2 separate regions of the Homo sapiens genome follow, and region 2 is linked to region 1. Evidence: read pairs that join two places in POLR2A ChIA-PET (ENCODE). Cell type or tissue: PC-3. All regions are shown on one strand. Links, peaks and the distances in the headings refer to the core of each region. The heading gives the core; the rest is flanking DNA. Region 1 overlaps POLD3 (DNA polymerase delta 3, accessory subunit). Region 2 overlaps PGM2L1 (phosphoglucomutase 2 like 1).

Region 1 (10,461 bases), core at 4,241-9,240:
TTCCATCCCGGCATCCTGCCTCCCTAGTAGGTCAAAATTGTTGAGTGTGTACAAAACTGAGTGGAGCCTATACAGACTTTATATTGTATAAACTGCCTTTTGAAGTAATTCCTGATAACTGCTTGCTTTCTCGTCAATACTCTCATGCTTAAAGCACAACAGAAATAACTCCATTAATTAAAGATTCACTAAATCATGGTTTACTTACACCGTGAATGTACAAGTGGCAAGTGAAGTTCAAATAGCTGAATAACACCCAATAAAATGGTTAGCCTACCTCAGCCTGTTTCTTTCTTTAAATCTTTTATTGTTCTTTGCATAGGAATATAATATTTTGCCCATAATGATTATCCTAATTCATTCCTAAATTATTAAGTCCCATGTCTATCACTCATCTAAGCATTGTGTCAAATGCTAAATGCTATTTAGTATGTTTGTCTTGTCACTCCAAAATGGTAACTTACGGGCTCTTACAATCCCCAAAGTATTTTATCCAGGACTAAACATAACTAGCTTCCAATAACTGCTTTATGCTTTGGATCTGACTGATCCCAAACAGACACTAAACAAAGTAGTTTTTCCATTCTTCAAGAGCAGTCCGGTAAAAGACATGCCATGAAGAGCCTTGAGAAAGCCTAAAACACCAAAAGAATGAAGCTGAAGAACCAGCCATGAAGAACTCTGAATATTAAGAAAGTAGGTACAGGGAGCCAAGGTGAAACCTCAAGAAACATGGAGTCTGGAAAGAGAAAATGAGAACAGTTAAGGGGAATGGGTGTTCAGAAAACATTAAGGGTTTGAAGTAGAAGGGGAATTGTAGAGTTAAGGTGGATTCTGATCCAATGGAAAAATATTGGATCAGAAGCCTTACCAAGTTTCTCTGGCTAAAGAGCCTGGGTGGTAATCTGTGGGTGGTCCGCACCTAAGAACACAAAAAACTGGACACAGATACAAGTGGAGAAAAGTGTCATGCAGCAGGGAGTGGTAAGAGTCAATCCTAAATGCAGTCATTTGGGTACAATGTGCCCTTCAGAGAGGGCATGGTGACAGCATGGGCTAATTTACAGAGCTGCCAGGGCAATAACTCAGAAAGCAATACTGCCTTCTCACAACAAAACGAGGCAGCCCCAAAATGTTTCATGGTGGTAAAAGCTGCATTACAGCATACTGAGATCCTGGAACCAATGAAAGGAGACAAGTTTACCAAAACGAGTCTTGACACAGAGTACGTTTCTGGCAAATACATTATTAGGCACTCATTCTACTCATGTCCTGGAGAAACTATTTAGTTTCCTTATATGGCCCTTCTCTTCAGCCCTCTCCTGTATAATAACTAATGTCTTCTTAAAGAAACAAAGATAGAAAAGGAATAGAGAACTGTTTCACTCGTTTACCAGCCCCCTCTGCCCCTGAATTCCCAGTTTTTTCCAGGGAGGTGAGTGGAGGCTCATCACTGAGAGTGTCAAAGAAGAAATACCAGCTTTTGAAATCACTTTAAAAAATTGATTCTGCTACAGAAATCTATGTTGACGGGGGAAGACAAGGGAAACACTGCAATTGTCTATGCTGACTGCCAGAATTAAGCGGCCTTGTTTTAACCAAGATGGTTTTCTTTAATCCCGCTAGAATTTTAAGATACAATGTGCATATGCAAGGGTAGAAATACTATCATGGATACAAAATCAAAGTAAATACTGGCTGTCACTCTTAACTGAGAACCAACTTCTGTTACTCTTCTTAAATTTCTTCAGTTGGCTCCCATTATCTACAAATCAAATCCAAACTGCTTAGCAAGGCCCCAACTTCATTTCTGAATACATTTTCCTCCCTATTCTCAAGTTCTACAGCCCACCTCTCCCAAAAGCCATGCTCCTCTGCCTGGAAAGTCATTTCCATTCCTCTTTGCTGGGTGAAATCCTGCTCATCATTCAAAGAACTGCTTGCTCCAGGAAGACTGCCTTGATACCCATCCTCCTGGGAACTCTTGGAGGACCCTGTACATTGCACTCACATATGGCACTGTCATTTCATTTTACTGGCTTTCCCTTCCACTAAATTGTGAGGATCAAGTGCCAAATTCTATGGTTTCTATTATATCCTCTAGTCCCCAGGTCATGGGCTTGACACATAGTAGATACACAATAAATGAACAGTAAATATAGGCATCTATAATTCCTTCAGTAGGAAAATATCTACTCTCTTTAAACCTTTCATGAAATAGGACAACTATCTTCCCCTTTTTACTACATGTACAGCCAGAATGACTGAAGAATATACCACCTGGGTCGTATAACTGATAACATTTCAGGAAGCTGCTAGCTGATTACATCACTTATGACATCAGAAAGAAAGCCACCATTTTGTAGAGCGCGTATGTGACCGCCAACATGGACCGAATTCATGCTACATACACTTGACTTTAGTCTTGACACCCTTGGTAACTCATTTTAGTTTTATTTTGATAAAGAACTTGAGGCTGTGAAACTTGCCCACAGTCATACAGCTAGCAAGTGATGAAGCCAAACTAATACAATGTGCTAGATTTTCTTCTAGATGAACTAAAAAATGAGGTTGGCTGAAACTAACATTTCCCCAGTGCTGAAAAAAACGATGAAGGCAGCAAATAACTTGTTCATCTCAGACTGTGGGTATGCAGTTTTAACAATATCAACTGAAAACCAGCCTTCTTCCCATTCAGAGCTTAAATAATTGCAACACTGTTACCATCCATCAAATAAGAGACTCATCAGATACTCAGTTTGAAGCACTGTTTTAAAACAACTTCTCAAATTTATTTAACTCATGTGGTTAACATGGTATTGTATAAAAAGAAAAAAAAAACACCACTCAATACTTACTAAGCCTTGCAGACAGCTCAGAGTTGAGGCAGCATATTGGGCATAGAGATCATAGGATTTGTATTATCCCTTGCAAGATGGAACTCCAACCAACACCAGAATTTTCCAATTCAAATTCAGTTTTAGTCGAGACCCCAGCATAATTTTTAGAAAAAAGATTGGATTGTTGCTTTTCTTTTAATTTTCCATTCCTATTTAGACAAATGACCAGAGGCAATGACAAAAGTAACTGTTTAAAAGGGATTTCTCTCCAGAAGTTTTTTCTAAAGGTTTAAGTCCAGGCTTTCCATCCTTCTCTCCATCCTTTTTCCTTTTAAAAAGAAGGGTTTTGGAATATGTCAACCTTTACTCAGCTTGCTATACAAAGCCACTGCTTTAGTCCTAGACATAATGCCAGGACTCATCTCCCAAACTTCTGGTCTTAATCAAGTTCATGCTTGGTTGCTAAAGAAGCTCATGTTAATCCCAAAGTCAGCACAATCCCAACCTTAAAAAGCAGACAGCTGATTGCATCACTTACGACATACACCATCTTGAGGCAAAAGAAGCCAGTCAGACACCCCTTGTCTGCTACGTGTGAGACACATCAGCAGTTGAGCCTGACCCCTTCCGCAGAGCTCACTGTGCAAAATCACCAGCACACCACTGCAATCCACTGAGCTCACCGCCTGTCCAGCCATAATGGAAGTCACTTGAAGGTTATCATTGTAATAGATGATTTTCCATAAGTAACTAATAAAAATGTTTTCTTTGATGTTTAGACCTACTAACAATTCAGTCTCTCCCTCTCCATCCTCTCTTAGGGAGCCTGTACTTTTAAGCAAATAGGGAAGCTAAAAATACAAAGGAGCAACATCCATTTATAAATAAATGTGTGCCTTATCTTCCTCACTAACTTCCTGGAAAAGTGCTGTTTTTGAATATTCTGTTTTCTTAAGGAGAAATTTTTTGTAAATGTAGCACACTGTATATAGGAAGGGATTTCTCTTTTTAGTCTTTATCTCATTGTACGGGTTTCACTCTCTAGGTATTGAGAGTGGGGGAGGAGGGGATCAACAAACCGCAAAGAGCAGCATAAAGCACACCCCGTATCAGCAGCACGGCAGCTCCTCCAATATCGTCAATGCTGACTCGAGGTAATTTCTGGTGGAGTTGAACACATCATTAAATTTCTATTTGTGTTCTGCCTGAGGCTTTTCCCTAACCACTAATTGCAAGTGAAGGTCCCAGAGAGCTTTTGTGAAAGGAACAGAACACAAGCCACGTCCTGGTCTGTAGCCAGGTGTCCGTGTACTGCATAATGGAGGAAGAGGATTACAGGGAGATTTTCACTTCAGCCTTTAGTCCAACCAAAACTTAAAAGACTTACAGAGAACAGCCTCAGGAGGTTAGGGGACAGAAGTGTGGTACTGCAGGAAGACAAGAGGGGTAAACGTATCCAGCAGAATGTAAGGATAAGAAACACCCACATGAATTCTTAGAATACAGAGGAACAAGAAGGAATAATTCCTGTGCCATATGCGGACCAGGGCATAGGGTGAGTGGAGCACAGTGGGTTAGCCACTAAATGGCTTCAGTGAGAATTCTGAAAACTGTTCCAGTATAATTTTGGAGTAAATCCTTCTCCTGGACAGGTCAAAGACTGTGCTTTTTAAATGTCATTAGAAGGTAACAGCTTTTTGCCTCCTGCTTCCAGATGATTTCCTTTTGGTTAAAAACCAGAAATAGTATAAACCTCACAGGATGAAAGAACAGTCTTTTGATACAGGTGAGGTGGAGATCTAGATGAACTTACATAGTAAGTGAGGAGTACATTTCTTGGTCTTCTCCCTTGACCACTCCAAGTCTCTGATCTACCAGAGATGGCAGTTTATTTCCTCTGGAAGAAGCCAGTAATGGACACCTGTCTGTTGGCTTTGCCCAGAGCAGCAGTCCCTTTCTTGGGGCCCTTTCGTTCCTCTCTGGGTTCTTTTTTCACAGTCATGGCAGGGGGTCTGTGTACTGAGGATGTCTTCATGTTAAGCTCCTCTTCACTATCTGTGCAGGATTCACTCTCGTAGACTTTTTCAGTCACTGGTAGGATGAGAAAAAAATGGAACATGGGTGGGCTGAATCATTTACTCTATGAAGAAAATGGGATGTCTTGCTAACCCCAATCATTTCAGACTCTGATCAAGGCAAATATGCTTACTTAGGACTCAATCTTTCTCCCACTGGGAGATCAGATCTAGCCTAAGGTAGGAACTATGTGGGATCCTGAGCTCACACAGTCTCTATTTGATGCTTAGAATTAACGTTCACTTTTCTCCCTCACAGCTATATCCCATGCCTTTAAATGGCCCTTTATCAGTGAATTGCCTAAATCCTTTATTTGGGTCCTGGCCTATGCTGGCTAACTTCCTGAACTCTATATCCGAATTGTCTATATCTTAAACACTTACTTCTAACTCCATGCTTTGACTGGCTTCTTAAGTATCACCTCTCTGACCTACAATGCCTGCCTATTCCCGTTACTGGTCTTAAACTGCTGGCCTATTTGCCTGCCTCCATTCTGTTTAACCAAGGTCACCATGGACCCTCCTGTCTAGCTCTAACCTGATGCCACCCACTCTCTGCACATCCTAGGTACAGAGAATTGAAGATTAGTTACTCAACTGTTCGGTTCTTAGTTCTTAATGGCTGCAAATTAACCCAAAATTTAGTAGTAGTCTGTATCATGAAGGTTAACTATCTCAAGCAAATGCTATCGGATGACACACGTGTTAAAGGAATGACAGTGATAAATTGAGAAACAAAGTTACCAGTTTTCTTACTCCCTATCAGCCGAAGGCATAAATTGCTTTTCCCCTGCTATTAAAACTCACTGAACCCTTCCCAAGGGAAACTTGGAAAAGAACTGTAACAGTAAGCAGTCATTATGAGCAAGCCCCAAAGGACACAGGCACAGATAGTGGCTTCCAGCCATGACGTCACATAACCGAGGAGGATCTACACTACTGCAACACATATACCAACCACAAGAAACAGCATGCCACCTTTCTGTAATTTTAGAGAGCTGTGGCAGCTGTATAACCAATGCTATCTAAATTCTTTCTCAGCCTTCCTGGTTGCAGCAAGCGATAGAGAAACATTGAAGGAAAAGAGCTTGTTCTTAGCTGAAAAGCGTAACCTAATATGCATAATAAATGCTCAAATGATTAAAGTAAAAGGTTTTTTTTTCCATTAAAGAACAATGACAGTCTTGAGCTTTTATTGATAATTCTTTCTAATAAAATATATCAAATTGTTCTAGAGGCATAAGCTTTGGAATCAAATGTATGTGTGTCCCAATACCTACTCTGCTACTTAAGATATCATCTCAAACTTTACTGTGCATCAGAACCACCTGGAGGGCTTGTTAAAACATAGATTGCCAGATTCTGTTTCTCAAGTTTCAGACTCAGCAGATCTGGGGTGGGACCTGAGAATTTGCTTCTCTAACATGCTCCCAGATAATGCTGATGCTGCTGGTCTGGGGACCACACTCTGGGAATTAATGTTCTCTCCTTCCCTGTTTTAAATGTTGAAGTGCAATTGCCACTGGAGCATTCCGTCCCTCTTATCCAGCTAATCCCATTAAGGCTGCATAATCAACAATCCCTTCCCAGAGAGTTCCCAGAGTTTGTCTTTAATTTTGTAAGAGCCCAGAATTCACTTTGATGTTCACTTAGAGGCTAAAAAATACTGATAAATTTTAGATATATATTAAGTATTCTGAAAGGCCTTACTACTCAAATTGTGCTCCGCACACCAGAGGCAACAGAATCTCCCATGAGCTTATTAGGAATGCACTCTCAGTTCCCACTCCTGGCCTACTGATGCAGAATTTCAATTTTAGCAAGATCTTCAAGTAATGCACATAGCCGGCAAAGTTTGAGAAATGTTGCTCTAAGATAATTAGAGAATTCCCATGGCATACCTATTCGTTCAGCAATTAGACCCCAGAACACCACCTCCATCTCACATGCATCTTCAAAAGCATTATGTAACTGAATTAATGGGACAAAATTACGAGCTGTTATTTATTCAATATCTTAAATTAGAAAAGTCTGAAGAGCCATCTACAGATACAGAAAGGAAATTACTTTCTACTAGTTGGTGGTATAAGACTTTGCTCCTTCATAAGCTATATTCTGTACTCAAATGGCAGCATGTCTACATTATACTTCAGCATCAATTAGCTCATTATTTCATTACTTATTAATGAAATCAATGGCTGTCTCATTGCCAATTTTGTGTGAGACATTGCTCAGGGGAGTTAAAAAACAGTCAGGGCAGCACCAACAAAATTTCTTTAGCAGCATATTCAGTATACTGTAAGAACTAAAAGGAATATTTCTATATTCAAAGCTGTAGCTACCGCAAACCCCAGAAAAAAGGAGGTCTCCATTAAAAATATAGGGCCTTTATTTTAGCTGAACAACATGCCACTTTTCTGGGTTGCCATTAAAAAAAGGCAAACAAACCTGGTTTTCGTGGGTAACATCAGATTTCTTTTCCACTTAACTGCTTTGCTCTTAGAAACCCATTCCCTTGTCCAGAAGTCTACTCCAAACTTATCTCAGGGGCCCAACTACCCAATTTCTGCTGCAAAGTCACAAAGAGAGAAAGATGAGCTTTCTAAACCCATAGAACAAATCTGATCCAGCACAGGACAGGGCAAGCCCCCTATGCTGGTACATTTGGAACAGTCTGAGCAGAGAGAGGAAAGCAGAACTCCTTTGTTGGTAACCAAAGCCAAGATTCATTAGGTTGAGCTTGGACCAAAAACCTTTAAAAAAAAAAAAAAAAGTGCAATGTGAGCACAGTTTTCACTGCTGCATCCAAGGCTCTTAACAGTCCTGTCTGGAGACAGGAGTGCAAAAAAGTCCACATCACACACCTGGCCAAAACTCGAGTACTATATTTTAAACAAAGCAATAAATAATTACCCACAAATTCCCAATGAACTCTCACTCTCACAAAGACGTTTGACTTTTTTCTTTTGGGGCAGAAAGAGGAGGAAAAAACTGGCACCAATGTTTTTGTCCTCTTAAATTTAAAAAATGCACTGTTGAATTAAGAAATTCAACAGTAAACACATATATTATCACCCATGGCCAAACCAAGAGGCTTGAAAATGGCAACTATTAAAAGACTGAAAGCCAAAAAAAAAAAAAAAAGGAAGAAAAAGAAAAAAAAAAACCCATTCAAAGTCCAGAATTCACAGGTTCACAAGAAATTTGGCACTGAAAAGACAGAATTTCCACACGTAAAGAATTTTACTCCCCAATCACATGTTACAATTAAAATGGCAGAGGCCTTTTCAGAGGACTGGGAGGTGGGGAATAGTGGGACAGGGAGCACAGATGACAAAATGTCTTCACTAGTTTTAAGAACCTGGAAAGGTTGATTCTTCAGAGCCAATCTTTTCAAAACAAGTCTGAACTAGGAAAAAAAAAAATCAGTAACAGGGAAAATAATCTTCTCTGAAGATCCAAGCTGTAGCAGGTGCCACAAAAGGCAAAATGACAACCATGGGCTATCCAACTAACAAAGGTAAGAGCCTAAACCCACAACTCTTTTCAAACACAAAAATACAGTACCAGGATCTGAGCATCCCATCAAACCTCAAGTGCTAAATCTTAAAAGCTCCACAGAAGTCTAGTGTGATTATGGAAAGGGTAGAAGAAGCTAAAACATGGCTGAAGAACTAGCCAATGACTCAAAGCCTGAACTCTAATTCCTCCCTAGGCCTTCATAACAAGCACATGCTTTTACCTAACATGGCTTACAAATAGGAAACATAAAGGAAGCAATCTCGATGAGTCATACCCTTCTGAAGAACAAATGGAACCAAATACCAAAGATGACTCTTGATTACAGTCTAATCATCTGTAGCTTCTTTTCCACTGTTCAAATTTATAAAAACAAATATTCTAGAAAAAAAAAAGCTTCTCAATGTCTATGATAACATCTTAAGCCCATACTGTGGTTTCCATCTTGTTTTTGGATATATTTATGCCACCTGAATCTTCATAACTGCACATTTAGGCAAAATAGATATTCCATAGATAAGAAACTCTTCACCAGGGACGACATAACTTTTAGCCAAGATCTCAGTGCTTATTTTTATAGTCTATGACCTAAACAAGAACCTAGGTGTTCTGACTTACACTCTGCTACACAAAGTGTATGCCATAGACAAACAGCATCAGTACCACTTGGGCATGATTCACATGTAAATTAAAGTTTGAGATGTACCTGTTCTAAAAGGGATTATGGTGCCTCTGTGGTAATAAGAGATTCTATCTCTGGATTTGGAGCCAAATATTTGTCTTACCTATGCAGCCTTCCCCATCCAGGTAAGTTTTAGATTTTAGTACGCGTTTTCGTTTTCTTTTGTTTTCTCCACTTGAGCTCTAAAAGGTCAGAGGATACAATGTTAAGCTGGATCAATTATGTTATACAGAAAAATAACAAAAGCTTTTAAATCTATACTAATCACTCTCCAATACTCCATTATGATAAAAAGTTGAAAGAGAAACTCTACATTAGTTTTAGAGAACCAACCCCATCACACAGACAAGTTACGCCCACTATATACACAGGCTTGATACTTCATTGTTCATAAGAAGGAAAGTAGCATGCTGAAGAAAGAACTGTGTTCTGTTCATTCAGTCAATAAACTATTGTTGGGTAGTGCAGGCAGCATGGTTAAAAAGACATATAGGATAAGGACCTTAGTGGAGGAGAGAGAGAAGGAAAGCAGACCACTGCAATACAGTGTAGTGAGGGCTGAGACAGATATTATGGGAGTACACAGGGATGGCCCCTAAACCACACCAGGGATTTCTGTGGCATATGCCCTTGCTGTAGATACTTGCTATGTCAGCCTTCACATTTCTTGTCTTCTTTTTTTGTTTGTTTGTTTTTTAGAGACAAGTTCTGGCTCTGTTGCCCAGGCTGGAATGCAGAAGTGCAATCATAACTCACTGCAACAGTCCAACTCCTGGGCTCAAATGATCATCCTACCTCAGCCTCCCAAGTAGCTGAAACTAAAAGGCATGTGCCACCATGCCCAGATATTTTTAAAGTAGAGACAAAGTCTCCCTGTGTTGCCCAGGTCTCAAACTCCTGGACTCAGGCATTCTGCCCACCTCAGCCTTCCAAAGTGCTGGGATTACAGGTGTGAGCCAACACGCCTGGCCAGCCTTGACACTTCAACATTATAGCTATCTAATTTAGTCTCAAAATAGGTATTACTAGTATCAACTTCCTTTTATCTCCACTGGTCTCTTTCGTCCCATTTTCTCTTCAGCTAATGAGGAAATCAGCGTAAGATTTAAATGATGGTCTTAACACAATGAATTAAGAAAAACTAACAGCCACAAAGGAAAAAAAAATTGTCAGCGACTATTTTTTCAACTCTTCATTATCTACACTAATAGGTGTAGATAAGATGCAGCTGAAGAGCGTTCAAAGCTATATTTCCCCTTTGGTTGACAGTTTTCCCATCCAGCCCTTTTCCAGAATTGCTTCTGAAGAGCAACAAACGTGTGTTAAGTTGTTTGTTCCCCTCTGT
Region 2 (10,461 bases), core at 2,441-7,440, 260 kb after region 1:
GTGGGAAGATTGCTTGAGCCTGGGAGGTTGAGGCTGCAGTGAGCTGTGATGGCACCACTGCACTCCAGCCTGGGTGACAGAGTGGGACCCTACCTCAAAAAAAAAAAAAGTTTTTTTTTTTGACAGATATTGCCAAATTGCCTTACAGAGAGTGTGCACCAATGTATTATTCTACCAATAATATATAAAAGTGCCTGCTTTCTCAAATTCTTGACTCTACCATGCAGTATCAAATATTTTTCTTTGCCATTGTGAAAAATAAAAACTATATTTTATTTTAGCTTTAATTTCCATTTTTCTTATAAGTGAGGTTGTATATTTTCATATACTTAAAAGATAGCTGTATTTCCTTTTCTATGAACTATTCATATCTTTTGCTAGCTTTTCTATTGAGTTATTAATCTTTTCTCCTGTTTTAATGCCAAAGAAATAAGTCTTTGATGTATCATGTATTACAAATGTTTTTTTCTCAGTTTGTCTTTTGAATTTATATATGTAATTTTTATCACGTAGAACATAATTATAATTTTATTGACAGCATAGTATTTCACTTGGTAAATATATCATATTTAACCATTTCCTTTTTGCTGGATGTCTTAAAGTATTCTGATTTTTAAAAACTATTTTGAATAATGCTGACAGCATCATTTTGCATATAATTTTTTCCCTTAGATTATTTCTATAACATGTAAAGATGACATATACATGATACAGAGATATTTAACTTCTGGGAAATGCTGTCAGACCATAATTGTAGCCTAATTTCAGAAGAATATGGAATTTGGGCTTTATTGAAAAAGAAAAAGCATATTATTGTTTCCTTTCTTGGTGGTTTTTATGCTGATGGGCAGGGTTCTCCTGTTGGTAGTATTTTCGCCATTTCAAAATATGCATTAAACATCAAGCCATGAATCTTTTGTCTGAGTATACGTTAAATTAAGCATAAAACTATGGAATCTCAGTTGACAGAAATATAGATATTATCTTATTTAAGCTCCTACTCAGAATAAAAACATGTTCTGTAGTATCCCAAATAGGCAACTTCCGTATGAGAACATTTCTGGTATAATGGAGTCTTGTCTTACTTAGGAGTTAGATTCCAAAGTCAATAAATAATGATAATGGTATAAAATTTTAAAATCACCCTTGTAAACCCTTAAATTGTCCAAGAACTACAAGATACATGATTTCAAATATCTATCCTTACACAGTAATATATGAGAATATGTAACATATGTAGTAATGTGCCATATATAATAGAGCACATACACAAAATACAATTTTAATATTTAGGAGGCAGGGCTAAATACATATAGTGGAGTACATGTAAGTTAAGTGTAGTAAAGCCATACTATATAGTGCAGTGTTGTAGGATAGAAAGATTTCTGCTTCTAGAAATGACAGATGAGGTAATTTGGACAATCTTCCTCCAACAACTGGAAAAAACAGACAAAATATAGATTTAAAAATCTGTTTGAAGGTGTTATTTAATGTTAGTCAAGAGTTTCCAGTTTAAGATTTGGAAGAAGAAGGAAATTCCAGGCCATGATCTAGAAGAAGACAGAAATTCAGAGAGCTGAGTTTAGTATTTAGGGGGCCACTTTTGCCCAGGGCACATTTATTGATCAGGATAGGCAGCTAAGAAGATTGTCAGTCTTTTTGTTAGCCTTGCTAGTATAGCGGGACAAAAGTTGGAATCTAGGCCCTATTGCGGGTGGAGACCCTGAAAACACTCTTACTTTAGGTTAGAAGTCCAAAGGGCTGCCCTGTGAATACTGGTGAACTCAAAGTAAACACTCCGCATACAGACTATATTCCAGTTTTGAGTCATTTGGATGGCTTGGAAATTGGATTAAAGTGAACCTAGATTGCTAGTGCTTTCAGATGCCTAAGAAAAGCAAAACAACAAACAAACAAACAACAACAACAACAAGTTTCCTGGAGGGAGGTAGCTTCATCTTAGTTTCCAAATTATTCCTACTAATAATATTTTAAATATAATACCTAATATTACAAAAATAATATAAATATAATAGTACAGAGTCAAAGATAACCAAACATATAAGGAAGCAAGTCAACATAAACAAGAACCTGCAGAAACAACAGATAATGCAAACTGACCGGCAAGGGCTCCTATATTTATCAAATGTAGACTTTAAAATAACTAAGATTGTCAAGATCAAGAAGATTAAAAAAGATTAAAATTGAGCAGAGAGCAGAAGTAAGAGTAATCTCATAAGTTAAAAAAATTGGTGGAGAAATGAAAATAATACAAAAAGTAAATTTTTAAAAATAGAAATTCTGAAGCTGAAGAAATACAATAACCAAAATTAAGAATTCAATGAACAAATTTAACAACACTTTAGAGAGGAATCAGAGAGAGAATTAACAAACTACAAGATAGGTCAGTGAAAAATAGTCAGAACAAAGCATGGAATGACAAAAGGATGCGGGGGGAGTGGGGGAGTAAAAGAGAGGCTACGAGACATAAGATGATACAGGAAAAGGTCTAACATGCTATTCATTGGAATCTCTTAAGGAGAGGAAAGAGATAGTTACTATGAAATTTCCTAAACTGATGAATGACATTAATCCACAGGTTAAGAGTTTGGGGTTACAAAGGAATATAAATCATTCTATTATAAAGATATATGCACACGTATGTTCATTGCAGCACTATTCACAATAACAAAGACATGGAATCAACCCAAATACCCATCGGTGATAGACTGGATAAAGAAAATGTTATATATATATATATATATTTATTTATATATCTCCATAGAATACTATGTATACATAAAAAGGATTGAGATCATGTTCTTTGTAAGGACATGGATGGAGCTGGAAGCCATTATCCTCAGCAAACTAACACAGGAACAGAAAACCGAACACCGCATGTTCTCACTTACAAGTGGGAGCTGAACAATGAGAACACATGGACACCGGGAGGGGAACAACACACACTGGGGCCTGTCTGGGAGGCGTGGGGAGGGAGAGCATCAGGATAAATAGCTAATGCATGTGGGACTTAATACCTAGGTGATGGGTTGATAGGTGCAGCAGACCACCATGGCACACATTTACCTATGTAACTGGCACATGTATCTGGAATATAAAATAAAGTAAAATTTTAAATAAATAAGAGTTTGGGGTTAATTTGTATTCTGTAAACTTTTCTCCTTGATTACATAAGTAATCCTTCCCTATAAAGATATAAGGAACAATCACATTTTTTTTTAGTTTTATTTTTCTGTGCATTTATGTGTATTTTACAAATTTGGAATTGTATTGCATGTATGGTTTATATACTTACTCCCTTAATATATCTAAGTGTTTTTGCATATTAAAATTCTATTGTGATTTTTTAATACATTATTTTAATGTATTATTACATCAGCCTTTTTATTTAACCAGTTTTCTATTAACATGTGGCTTGCTTACTTTTTTATTATTAACATTACTTTAGTGAATATCCTTATGACTAAATCATAACATGAATCCGTGATTATTTCCTTGGGATAAATTTCTAGAAGTAGAATTGCTAAAACAAAGACTATTTAATATTTAAGCTACTTAAAACATTGGCAAATTGTCATCTGAGATGTTGTATTGATTTATAGTCCCTCTGTAGCAGATTGTGTTTTTAAAGACGGCTGCACCTATATGTCCCATTCCACATGCTCTTCTTATTGTGTGACTTTGGTACTCCTCAATTGAAAGGTGGGATCTGTGTTCCCTCTGCTGGAACCTGGGTGGACTTTTGTAACTGTCTAAAGAAATATAGTACAAAGCAGGTGCGGTGGCTCATGCCTGTAATCTCAGCACTTTGGGAGGTTGAGGCGGGAGTATTGCCTGAAGCTAGGAGTTCAAGCCCAGCCTAGGCAACATGGCAAGACCCAATCTCTACAAAAAATTAAAAAGTTAGCCAGGCACAGTGGTGTATGCCTGTAGTCCCAGTTACTTGGGAGGCTGAGGTAGGAAGATTGCTTGAGCCTGGGAGGCAGAGGCTGCAGTGAGCTGTGTTTGCACCACTGTACTCCAGCCTAGGTGACAGAGTGATACTCTGCCTCAAAAAAATAAAAATAAAAATAAAAATAGTAAATACAGTGCAGTGGAAGCTAACCTGCCTTTCAGGGCTAGGCCATAAAAGGTAATATGACTTCCACTTGGCTTGCTTGCTCATGGGACACTTGCCTTTGGAACCCAACATTGCAAGGAAACCGAGGCCACAAGGAGTGGCCTCTGTAGGTGTTCCATTTGATGGCCTCCACTAGGCCCCAGCCTACAGTCAGCATCACTGCCAGATAGACAAGCCTACAGCAGGACACAGACAAGCCATCCTGGCTGTGCCCTTTCTGAATTCCTAACCCATAGAAACTGTGAAAGATAATTAATGATTATTGATTGAAACCATTAAGTTTAGAGTGGTTTTTTACTAAGCCATAACAATAAATACACTCTCATTCTCCAGCACTAGGCTTATTCATTTTAAAAACTCTTAATCAAGTTTTGGGTGAAAAAATGGTATCTTGTTTTGATTTTCATTTCCTTGGTTACTAGAGTTAATTTTCATTCCCCAGCACTGGGCTTACTCATTTTAAAAATTCTTAATAAATTTTTAGGTGAAAAATGGTATCTTGTTTTAATTTTCATTTCCTAGGTTACCATTGGTGGGGGTGGGGGGGAAGCAATGGTTAGCGTGCTGGGTATAGATATTATTTCAAATTCAGTAAGTCTAATACTGAACTCATTATCTCTCTACTCCCAACTTGTTCCTCACCCTCCTTGCTCCACAATCCAACTCCTACTGATCTTTCACTTTTCAGTTCAAATATTACTTACACTGGGTGCAGTGGCTTCACACCTGTAATTCTAGCACTTTGGGGAGGCCAAGGCAGGAGGATCACTTGAGCCCAGGAGGTCCGGGCTGCAGTGAGCTGATATATCCCCACTGTACTCCAGCCTGAGCAACAGAACGAGACTCTGTCTCAAAAAAAAAAAAAAAAAAAAAAAAAGACAAAAACACAAACAAACAAAAAACCCTACAAATACGCCAAAGTTTCAGTGGCTTACACAGTGAAAATTTATTTCTTGCTCACGTTACAGCCCAGGGCTGGTCCATGAGGTAGGAGGTAAAAGAGGGGGATTTTGCTCCGTGAAATCATTTATTCCATCTTGTTGCTACATACTCCTCTAGGTCCTTAGAGTCCTCTCTGTTTAATGGGTAAATGGGGAAAGAGGAGTGGTGGGGGAGTAGGTCTGGGGCTAGGCATGGAAGTGGTGCACATCTCTTTCATATCCAGTGACCACAACTCTGTCACATGGTCTCATTTAGCTCCAAGGGAGGCTGGCATGGTGCCCAGGAAGAAGAGTAGAACATGATTCCTGTTTTTTACAGGTGAGGATACTGGAGTGAAATTACCTGTTCAAGGTCATAAAGCTAGTAATAGATGCTACTGGAACCCTTGAACTTAGTATACTTAGTGCCTCACATGATCACTTACTGACAAAACCTGTAGAGTTTGAAAAGTTAATCTCAAAAATCATCACATCTGCTTGGAATCTAAAGTCTAAGGAAAGGTGAAGTGACTTGTTCAGGATGATCTAGCTAAGCAATTGCTGACTCAAGATCAGGGCCAAACCTTCTAGAATTATAGTTCAGTGATCTTTCTCTCCTGCAGTGGTCTACTGAGCACATTAGCCAATAATTGGATTCTTTGTTGGTCAAGAAAAGTATGATGTGTCAGAATAGTTGTAGAAAGACAATAAACATTTGAAATATTTTATGTTGACTACCTTATATGAGAAATATTTTTTACTTAAAACTTAACAGAGACAAGTTAGACTATGTCATTGAACAGTAAAATTGAGCTCAATGTATGTGCTTTGTTAAAATTATAGTTTTTTTAAAAAAAGATAGGTTTTTTTGAAACAAAATAATTAACTTTTTTAAATTTTTCACACTAATTTGGTATATCTAATATTCTTAAATGATAATATTTCAAGGATTATTTTCTACTTTGGGGGTAATTAGTACTTCATTTCATGGATATGATTTTTGTGTTTATTAAGCAATTATTCAAATAAATCTCATTTTATATGATGAGTATATTTTATATTCAAGTTTTTTATCTAAGCCAAATTTATGTTAATTTCTACCAATTTTTTAAAGATAAGGAAATTAAATTTAGAATTACACAAAAATTATTTAAATAGGAAAGAATGATTGGTTTAGCATGAATATATTTTGGACTTAATAAAGAAACATCTGATTTAGAAAAGCTGTTCTGCTCCAAGACTCTAGACTTGGATCTTCAAATCGGCTTACCCTCAGAAGTAAATGTCAGCTGTGTTTACCTTTCAGATTTTCAGATTGCACTTTCCTGTTTTAACTTCTGGTTAGAAATAAACTTTAAAATTTGTTTGTCTTTCATTCAAGATGAGGGGCAAAATAATAAATAGATAAACAAAATAAAAATGTTTTTCTCTGTAGTTATATAAAACTGGTATTTATTATTTAGACACAAGTCTCTGTCAGTAACATTTAAAAATGTTATGTACAATTTTGCAACTTTAGAAGTATTTGAGTTCTTAAGAGTCAATTTTGTATATTGGCTCCCCTTTAGATGTGTAACAATATTAGAATTTGGGATTTTTTTTTAGACAGAATTTCACTCTTGTTGTCCAGGCTGGAGTGCAAATGTCATGATCTCGGCTCACTCTAACCTCCGCCTCCCACATTCAAGCAATTTTCCTGCTTCAGCCTCCCGAATAGCTGGGATTACAGGTGCCCACCACCATACCTGGCTAATTTTTTGTATTTTTAGTAGAGGCGGGGTTTTACCATGTTGTCCAGGCTGGTCTCAAACTCCTGACCTCAGGTGAGCCATCCACCTCAGCCTCCCAAAGTGCTGGGATTACAAGCATAAGCCACCGCGCCCAGCCTGAATTTGGGATTTTTAATATATATTATGTTCTTTTAGATCTGTTCCAATCTTCTAAACAATACGATTCATGTTTTTGAGTGTATTTAAGCTGTTAGGTTTTGTACTAGAATACTAATAGAGTAGATTCAAATTGTGTTAGAATTATTAAAATAGTAGGTTTATAAGATAAGTAGGAAAAAAGATTTACAGGCAAACTCTTTAATATGGTTTGGCTGTTTTGTCCCCTGTAAATCTCATGTTGAAATGTGACCTCCAATATTGGAGGTGGGTCCTGGTGGGAGGCGTTTGGGTCATGGAGGTGGTTCCCTCATGAATAGCTTGGTTCTCTGCTGGTGATAATAAGGAGTTGTCACTCTGTTAGTTCACATGAGGGCTGATTGTTGAAGAGCCTGGCAGCTCTCTTTTGTTCCCTCCTTCACCATGTGATAGGCTGGCTATCCTTCCCTTCTGCGATGACTAAAAGCTTCCTGGGCCTCACCAGAAGTGGAGCAGATGCTGGTGCTGTGCTTGTACAGCCTGCAGAACCATGAGCCAAATAAAACTTATTTCTTTATAAATTACCCAGCCTCAAGTATTCCTTTATACCAATGCAGACAAACTAACGCACTTCTCATTGGCAAACTTGATTACTTTTTTTACACTCTTTTATAGACATTTATATTTATTATACATAAATAATATAGAAGTCCCTAGTTATGAACAGAATAGGTTCAGAAAACTTGGGCAAGTTCAAAATGATCCTTCATAAGTGAATGTTAATACTTTCATTGGTCAGCAGGCAGAGTTGATGTGAATTTTGGTCTGGTGTGTAACCTTCTGCACATCTGTGAAAGTTTGTAAGAAGTTAATTTTTTTAAGTGGTTTTGGAAAAATCAATTCTTTCATGTTTTCTTTGAATTTGGGCCTTATGGTTCTACAATATAGAAAAAAGAAAACTCCACAAGTACTATGTAAGAAGACACTTTCTTTTCTTCATTTCAGCCATGTAAAGTTGAAGCAAACCATAGGATTAGAACCTAAAGGAAAATTTTTGGTATACAGGTAAAATTTGAAAATAATGTATGGCTTTTTTCTGTATTCTGCACCTTACTGATTTCATACTAAACAATTAGCTTTATTACTGATGAAGTACAGAGAAATGCTAGTAGTCACTAAGATCTTTTGGATTTTCTGCAGGATTACTTTTTTGGAGTACTAAAATTGTTAGGATTCTAAGATATGCTAGTTAAAAGCAAATTTATTTCAGATTGAATGCATTTACTTTCTAAATAATTAATTTTCATTTTATATAATAGGTCAGTGTGTATATTTCTTTTTCTTTTTCTTTTTTTTTTAATTGAGACGGAGTCTTACTCTGTTGCCCAGGCTGGAGTGCAGTGGCGCAATCTCGGCTCACTAAAACCTCTGCCTCCCTAGTTCAAGTGATTCTCCTGCCTCAGCCTCCCAAGTAGCTGGGACTACAGGCACATGCTACCATGCCCAGCTAATTTTTGTATTTTTAGTAGAGACAAGGTTTCGCCATGTTGGCCAGACTGGTCTTGAACTCCTGACCTCAGGTGATCCGCCCGCCTCGACCTCCCAAAGTGCTGGGATTACAGGCATGAGCCAATGTGCCCAGCCTGGTATGTATGTTTCTTCAAAGCAGGTCAGTCAAATAGTTTTCCTACTGTCTTCCTCCTCTTTTTTTTTTTTCCTGACTAGGCTTCTACCCCCAAGTAATCAGTGAATTGTAAATAAGAGAGCACATTCAGAAAGCAAACAATAATTTGCATTTGAGAGAAAGCCAATATATGTTTTATAGATTCAGATCTTATCAGTAGCTTTCTGTGAATGGGAAAAGGAGAGCAATTTGTGAGGTAAAAAATTATTCACATAGACACACAAGTAGTGGTTTTTCTCAGCCATCATGAATACCTAACTAGTTTTTAACCATAAAAAAGTGATATATACATAAAATATCCAAACAGCATCATGGCTATCCAATAAAAATAAGTCACTTTTCTACTTGAAACCCCATGCCTAATATCCCCTTCAGAGGTAATCACTATTTTTAGTCTCTTATATTTGCATGGAATACTTCTAGATGATATATAAATATACACATACCTCTTTTTATAGAAATGAAAACACTGTATATACTCTTCTGCTCTCCTTTTCATTTACTATACCTGAGTTCTACATAAAAATTTCATTTAAAAATAATTAGTTGGCCGGCGCGGTGGCTCACGGCTGTAATCCCAGCACTTTGGGAGGCCAAGGTGGGCGTATCATGAGGTCAGGAGATCGAGACCATCCTGGCTAACACGGTGAAACCTCGTCTCTACTAAAAGTACAAAAAATTAGCTGGGCGTGGTGGCGGGCGCCTGTAGTCCAGCTACTCGGGAGGCTGAGGCAGGAGAATGGTGTGAACCCGGGAGGCGGAGCTTGCAGTGAGCCGAGATCGCGCCACTGCTCTCCAGCCTGGGTGACAGAGCGAGACTCCGTCTCAAAAAAAAAAAAAAGAAATAATAATAATGATAATTAGTTTATAATTCTTTAGAATCTTCATATATTATAGTTTATAAAATCGTAGTGATATATTGACTTTAGCAAAAAAATACAAATGTAAGTTCATCTGAATGGAGAATATGTGATAATTATGGCTGCATAGATAGTTTTTTAGGTTATATTTTTAAAAGTTTATAACATCAACATCTAAATTAATGTCTCACTGTTAAATAGGGGAGAAATCTGAGTGTAAAGTAGATTTCAAATGCCAGTTGTCATAATTATTTAGCTTTTTTTGCCATACAAATGTATTTATTATGTCTAGTATATCATGATTTTTTATTCATTTTTATTTTTCTCTAACTTACCAGTTTTTCAACAACCAGGAATTAGGTTAGTACTGGTTGTGAAGTCTGTAACTGGGAATGGAATTTTTAGGCCCTACTCTAGTAGCTGTGCAGTTAAACATTAGGAAGTATACTCAGTAACCAACAGCATTTATGTCTGCTGGATCATTTATATATGTGTGTGTGTATACATACGTATATATACATACATATATGCATAATGTGTATATACACATATATACTCATTAGATATATATACATACTACATATATACATATATACATACTGTATATATACACACATATATACTATATACACATTATACTATATATACATACTATATATATATACACACACACTATACTTGTTATAAAAAGGAATATCGTTTTGCTTTGTAACTGGAGTTAAATTGTTATCAGAAGCATTATTAACACCCCAACACAATTATTTTGTTTGTCTGTAGTGAGATGGTGTAGGCTTTAGAGCCAGCCCAGCCTAGGTTCCCATCCTGTCTAAATTTCCAATGCCACCTCAGTGATACTAGGCTCCCTCTCTAAATCTTAGTTTCTTCGTCTACACAATAGTAATATTAATAATAATACTATCCATACAGATGCTGCAGTGAACATTCTTATATGAATAAATGTTATTGTTCATGTGAAGGTATTTTTGTGGAC

The links. Peaks named below come from ENCODE experiments on the same cell type or tissue, not always from the same donor. Only the 100,000 strongest peaks of a DNase experiment are listed, where the experiment ranks them.
Region 2: POLR2A ChIA-PET joins it to region 1 with 9 read pairs; 2 of 35 experiments call an interaction of 5 or more read pairs at or near these places.

The regions. Positions count from the first base shown.
Region 1 is chr11:74,635,034-74,645,494 of GRCh38, reverse strand. It overlaps POLD3 (DNA polymerase delta 3, accessory subunit), which reads right to left. Exons shown (of 12, transcript NM_006591.3): 11 at 9,220-9,298; 12 at 2,419-4,931. The coding sequence ends at 4,729. Among named protein-coding and RNA genes, the nearest start is that of POLD3, 48 kb to the right of the region's middle. In PC-3, for the core only: no CTCF peak of the experiment used is centred there; a DNase peak (open chromatin) is centred at 8,664; H3K27ac peaks cover 626 bases.
Region 2 is chr11:74,376,129-74,386,589 of GRCh38, reverse strand. The region is part of intron 1 of PGM2L1 (phosphoglucomutase 2 like 1); the gene reads left to right. Among named protein-coding and RNA genes, the nearest start is that of PGM2L1, 17 kb to the left of the region's middle. In PC-3, for the core only: no CTCF peak of the experiment used is centred there; a DNase peak (open chromatin) is centred at 5,359.